Linked DNA regions of Homo sapiens: region 2 is linked to region 1. Evidence: read pairs that join two places in POLR2A ChIA-PET (ENCODE). Cell type or tissue: K562. All regions are shown on one strand. Region 1 holds the start of MIR6751 (microRNA 6751). Region 2 overlaps ARL2 (ARF like GTPase 2).

What was found. Peaks named below come from ENCODE experiments on the same cell type or tissue, not always from the same donor. Only the 100,000 strongest peaks of a DNase experiment are listed, where the experiment ranks them.
Region 2: POLR2A ChIA-PET joins it to region 1 with 6 read pairs; 15 of 35 experiments call an interaction of 5 or more read pairs at or near these places.

Annotation. Positions count from the first base shown.
Region 1 is chr11:65,129,564-65,132,063 of GRCh38, forward strand. It overlaps SYVN1 (synoviolin 1), which reads right to left. Exons shown (of 16, transcript NM_172230.3): 7 at 1,907-2,033; 8 at 1,711-1,810; 9 at 1,569-1,634; 10 at 1,357-1,473; 11 at 1,097-1,260; 12 at 688-816; 13 at 439-612; 14 at 166-352. It overlaps MIR6751 (microRNA 6751), which reads right to left and starts at 415; the gene lies at 353-415. In K562, no CTCF peak of the experiment used is centred here; no DNase peak of the experiment used is centred here.
Region 2 is chr11:65,021,526-65,024,025 of GRCh38, forward strand. ARL2 (ARF like GTPase 2) reads left to right here. Exons shown (of 5, transcript NM_001667.4): 5 at 196-659. The coding sequence ends at 330. All of the region lies in intron 3 of ARL2-SNX15 (ARL2-SNX15 readthrough (NMD candidate)), which reads left to right. Among named protein-coding and RNA genes, the nearest start is that of MIR6879, 4.3 kb to the left of the region's middle. In K562, no CTCF peak of the experiment used is centred here; a DNase peak (open chromatin) is centred at 1,499.

The sequences.
Region 1 (2,500 bases):
TAAAGGCACCAGGAGTTACCAAGAACTCCTGGAGACCCTTGGTGGGCCTGTAGATAGGCAGCCTGAATTGGCAGGTGTCAAAGGCCAAGAACCACTGCTGGGGACCTCTTGGCAGCTCCACTCCTGACCCACCAAACCCACTCTGCTTCCCCTGTACAGACACACCCCAAGGAGGCCAGCACGGTGAGGTACTGGTTGATCTGCAGCATGGCGGCGTCCAGCAGTGTGTGGATGTTACGCAGGCTCTGCAGCCGGGCCTCCAGGTGCTGCCGCTCATGGCCCTCCAGAGCTCGTAGCTCCTCTGGGGTCAGCCCAGCAAAGCCCGCAGGGGGCACAGGCATTGGGGGGAAGGCTGGAGAGAGAGAGGCTCAGTCTGGGCTGCTGGGGCCAGACACCAACCTCACCCCCAAGAAGAACCCAGAGAGTGGCCCAGCTTACCAAAGGGTGGAGGCAGGGGCATACCCATCCAGGGAGGAGGGAAGGGGAAACCAGGGGCAGGGCCAGCCTCTGGGGCAGAGCCAGAGCCTGGGCCAGATGCTGTGGCAGAAGCAGCAGTAGCACTGGTGCCAGCAGCTGTGGTTGTAGCTGCTCCACTGGGCCGAGAAAGGGCTGCTGAAGAGCAGGAACGAAGTCAGTGAGTGTTCCATCCCTGCCGCCCCCTGGCTGTCACAGTACCCAAAGGCTCACCTGCACTGGTGGATGGAGGAGCCACAGCCTCTCCTGAGCTGGGGGGAGGCGGGACAGGTGGAAAGGGGCCCATGGGGGGCCACAGTGGGAACATGCCTGGAGGAAAAGGAGGCAGGAGGCCCTGGGGGACTGCAGAGAGAAGACGGAGGTAAGGAAAGGGCCAAATGGACACAGACCCAACTCCCAGGCAGGGGGCCTGGCTATTGAGAGCTCTGTCCTATTCCCACAGGCCCTCAGCCCAGCACTGGTCACACTGACTGCAAGCATCTATTTCTCATCTTTTAATCCCTCCCTGGCCCAGACTGAGATTCTGGAGGGCAGGGACTCTCCAATTTCCCAGCATCTTCCACATCCAGCCCAGGGCAAGTATCCAGTGGTATGCCGGGTGGCCAGACAAGGGGATACTCACAGTTGGGGGGCTGAGGCAAGAGTGGTGGGGGGTGGGGGGCAGGGGGTGGCCCCTGATCCGCAGGCTCCGGGGGTGGTGGTGACTGCGCTGGCAGCGATGCACGAAGGACATCCATACGGCAGGTGGGGCAGGTCTGCTGCCGCTGGAACCAGGAGCGCAGGCAGCTGCGGGTCAAGGCCAGGCAGAGGTCAGCAGGTCCCTAGGGGCCTGCCTTCTGGGGCCTGTGCCCTGCTGTGCAGGCTCCCCAGGGCCCCTCCCACCTGGTATGGAAAATGTGGTTGCAGGGCAGTCTCTTGGCACCAGTCACCATCTCTTCTCGGCAGATGATGCAGACATTGTCCATTGCCTGGAGCTCCTCTGGGGTGGCATCTGGATACCTGGTTAGGATGACAGGGGCTGTATCAGGTCCAGAGCTGGAAGCAGAGGGACCCAGGACCGAGCTTGGGACAGCAGCCATGACAAGCCTACTTACAGGGTGTTCATGTTGCGGATGGCTCGGCGAGACATGATGGCATCTGTCACAGCTTTCTTGAACTGTCTGAAAGGACAGTCAGTGAAAGCAGGAGAAGGGACGGGATCAGGTCAGGAGGATCGGGGGACAGGGCCGGGCTCACCTCATGGCCAGGTACATGGGCCGGATGGCAAAGAGTGGGAAGGTGTGCACCTTGATCATGATGGTCATGAAGGCCATGTACAGCAGAACCTTGATGAAGCCTGAGGGGAGGGGATGCAGAAAGCAGCAGGTCACAGGGCCAGGAGGCAGAGTGGAGGATGCTGGTCCAGATCAGGAGAGGCCCAGGCCCCTCTCACCTGTAAACAGCTCTGTGTAGAGCATGTACACAGCCTTGTTGTCCCAGGGGTTCTCACTCTGGAGGTCCACGGAGTGCAGCACATACTTGATGAAGATGGTGAGCACCATCGTCATCAGGATGGCATACTGAAGGGAGAGGGGGACGAGGGGGATGTAAACACATAGCTCCCCCTTGCTGCACCCACATTGCTCCCCAAGGCCTCTGCACAGCAGGTGCAGTGGTACAATCACAGGCTCTAGACACACCCAGGGTCCTCCTAGCCCCTCCACTTACTAGCTGTGACTTTTGGCAACTCAGTGAACCTCAGTTTACTTATCTATAAAATGACATAATTAACTGTTCCTTTATAACAGTATTGTCTTGCTGAATAAGAGATGCAGGTCAGGAGCTCAGCATAGGGCCTGGTGTGAAATTCGCACTCAACAAATATGAGCTGTTGTCACTGAACACATTCTCTCTCTGCCAGGGACACGCCTCCAGTTGTCCATGGAACTAATCCTCTCCTGTCCATTACCAGCTAGCTCCGGCACGAGCCTCCAGGAACCCTCTCCTGAGCCCCAGGTTGGGGCTCCTCCTCTGTCCTAGCCTCTTT
Region 2 (2,500 bases), 110 kb before region 1:
AACTGGACAGAGAGCCCAGGTGCCCCTGGGGTCTGACAAACTCTCCCTGGGACCGGCGGGGCTTCCTGGATGGGATGACATGGAGCAGGGCCTTGAGGAAGGCGTGGAGTTCCTCTGGGCTGGGGAGGGAAGGGGCTGACGGCAGGCAGGGTCTGCAGTCACTGGCCACCACCATCAGCACCTTTGTCCTCCCAGGTCCTGGAGCTGGACTCCATCCGCAGCCACCACTGGTGCATCCAGGGCTGCAGCGCCGTCACCGGGGAGAACCTGCTGCCGGGCATCGACTGGCTCCTGGATGACATTTCCAGCCGCATTTTCACAGCTGACTGAACCACTCCAGATGCCCCCCACCTAGCAGTCCAGGTCCCTCAACCTTCACCAAACACTACCCATGGGGGGTTGGGAGTCAGCCGGCCAAACTAACACTCCCCCTCCTCCACCCCAGCCTGCTGCTGCTACTGCTGCCCGCTGCTGCTCTGTGGCCACCCGGCTCCCATGGCGGGAGGGCTGTGCCCTGGCTGTCTCTCTGGCTCCTGACCTGGCCTTTGGCTACCATACCAAGAAGAGAGGGCTGGGCGGGGAGGAGCTGCTACTGCTGCTACCGAGGCTGTGGGCCTCATCCTTCACTCAGTTGTGAAATAAACCGCTCCTTGCCCCGATTCCTGGCTGAGTCATTTGTTGATTCAACAGCGTTAGAGACCACCTGGGACCCTCAATCTAGCAGGGGACAGAAAGGAATGGATCATTGGAGTCGATGGTGAACTGTGGCTATGTCAAAGGGATGCAGAAAAAGTTATAGAAGCATGGGACACGGTGCAACTGATTCCATCTGCAGGCTTCCTAAAGGAGGTCACATTAAAGCTGGGAGTAAAGCGCGAGTAGTTTTCTAGGTAGAGGAAGGGGAAGACAGTTCACCAGGGGAAATCCAACTCTCATAGGTATGAATTAGAAAAACAGACACAGCTGCAGACCAGGGCTCCAACTTTTTGCATGGAACATGGGCTGAAATTCAGCTCCCAATTCTCTGTTGCAGCCAGGAACCCATGTGCAGTGGACAACCTGAACAGCTGTACAAGGCCAGCACAGATTCAGGCAGAGGGGATCACAGGACAGGCATGATGAGCAAGGGCTCCGGCTGGGCGCGGTGGCTCACCTGTAATCCCAGCACTTTGGGAGGCCAAGATGGGCGGATCATGAAGTCAGGAGATCAAGACCATCCTGGCTAACACGGTGAAACCCCGTCTCTACTAAAAATACAAAAAATTATCCGGGCGTGGTGGCGGGCGCCTGTAGTCCCAGCTACTCGGGAGGCTGAGGCAGGAGAATGGCGTGAACCCGGGAAGACGGAGCTGGCAGTGAGCCGAGATTGCGCCACTGCACTCCAGCCTGGGTGACAGAGCGAGACTCTGTCTCAAAAAAAAAAAGCAATGGCTCTTGGGAAATGGGGAGGTGCATAGAGTCATGTGTAGGAGAGAGTGCAGCCAGAGGGTGGGAGGGGGGCCACATCAGGCAGGGGTAACTGAGGCCTTCCCTGAAGGCTACAGGAACTCAGAAGCAGTGCCAGGTTGGGAAAGGATAGGAAATGAGGCCACCCCAGGGGTCCAATCCAAGTGGCAAAACTGGCAGATGTTTTCATGGCACAGGGTCCTAGCAGCTGCTTACTCTGCAGGGTTCTGTGTGAAGGGGTGGCCTGTCCCTCCACACCTGTGGGTATATCTCGTCAGGTGGGACGAGAGACTGAGAAAAGAAATAGGACACAAAGTATAGAGAAAGAAAAGTGGGCCCAGGGGACCGGCGCTCAGCATACCAAGGACCCACACTGGGACCGGTCTCTTAGTTTCTTCAGTTTTTATTGATTATTACTTTCACTATCTCAGCAAGAAGAATGTGGTAGGAGAGCAGGGTGATAATAGGGAGAAGGTCAGCAAAAAAACGTGAGCAAAAGAATCTGTGTCATAATTAAGTTCAAGGGGAGGTACTATGCCTGGATGTGCACGTAGGCCAGATTTATGTTTCTCTCTGCCCAAACATCTCAGTGGAATAAAGAATAACAAGGCAGCATTGCTGCCAACATGTCTTGCCTCCCACCATAGGGCGGTTTTTCTCCTATCTCAGAATTGAACAAATGTACAATCTGGTTTTATACCGAGACATTCAGTTCCCAGGTGCAGGCAGGAGATAGTGGCCTTCCTCTATCTCAAGTGCAAGAGGCTTTCCTCTTTTACTAACCCACGTCAGCACAGACCCTTTATGGGTATCGGGCTGGGGGACGGTCAGGTCTTTCTCATCCCACGAGGCCATATTTCAGACTCTCACATGGGGAGAAACCTTGGACAATATCCGGCTTTCCAGGACAGAGGTCCCTGCAGCTTTCCACAGTGCATTGTGCCCCTGGTTTATTGAGACTAGAGAATGGCGATGACTTTTACCAAGCATACTGCCTGTAAACATTTTGTTAACAAGGCACGTCCTGCACAGCCCTAGACCTTAAACCTTGATT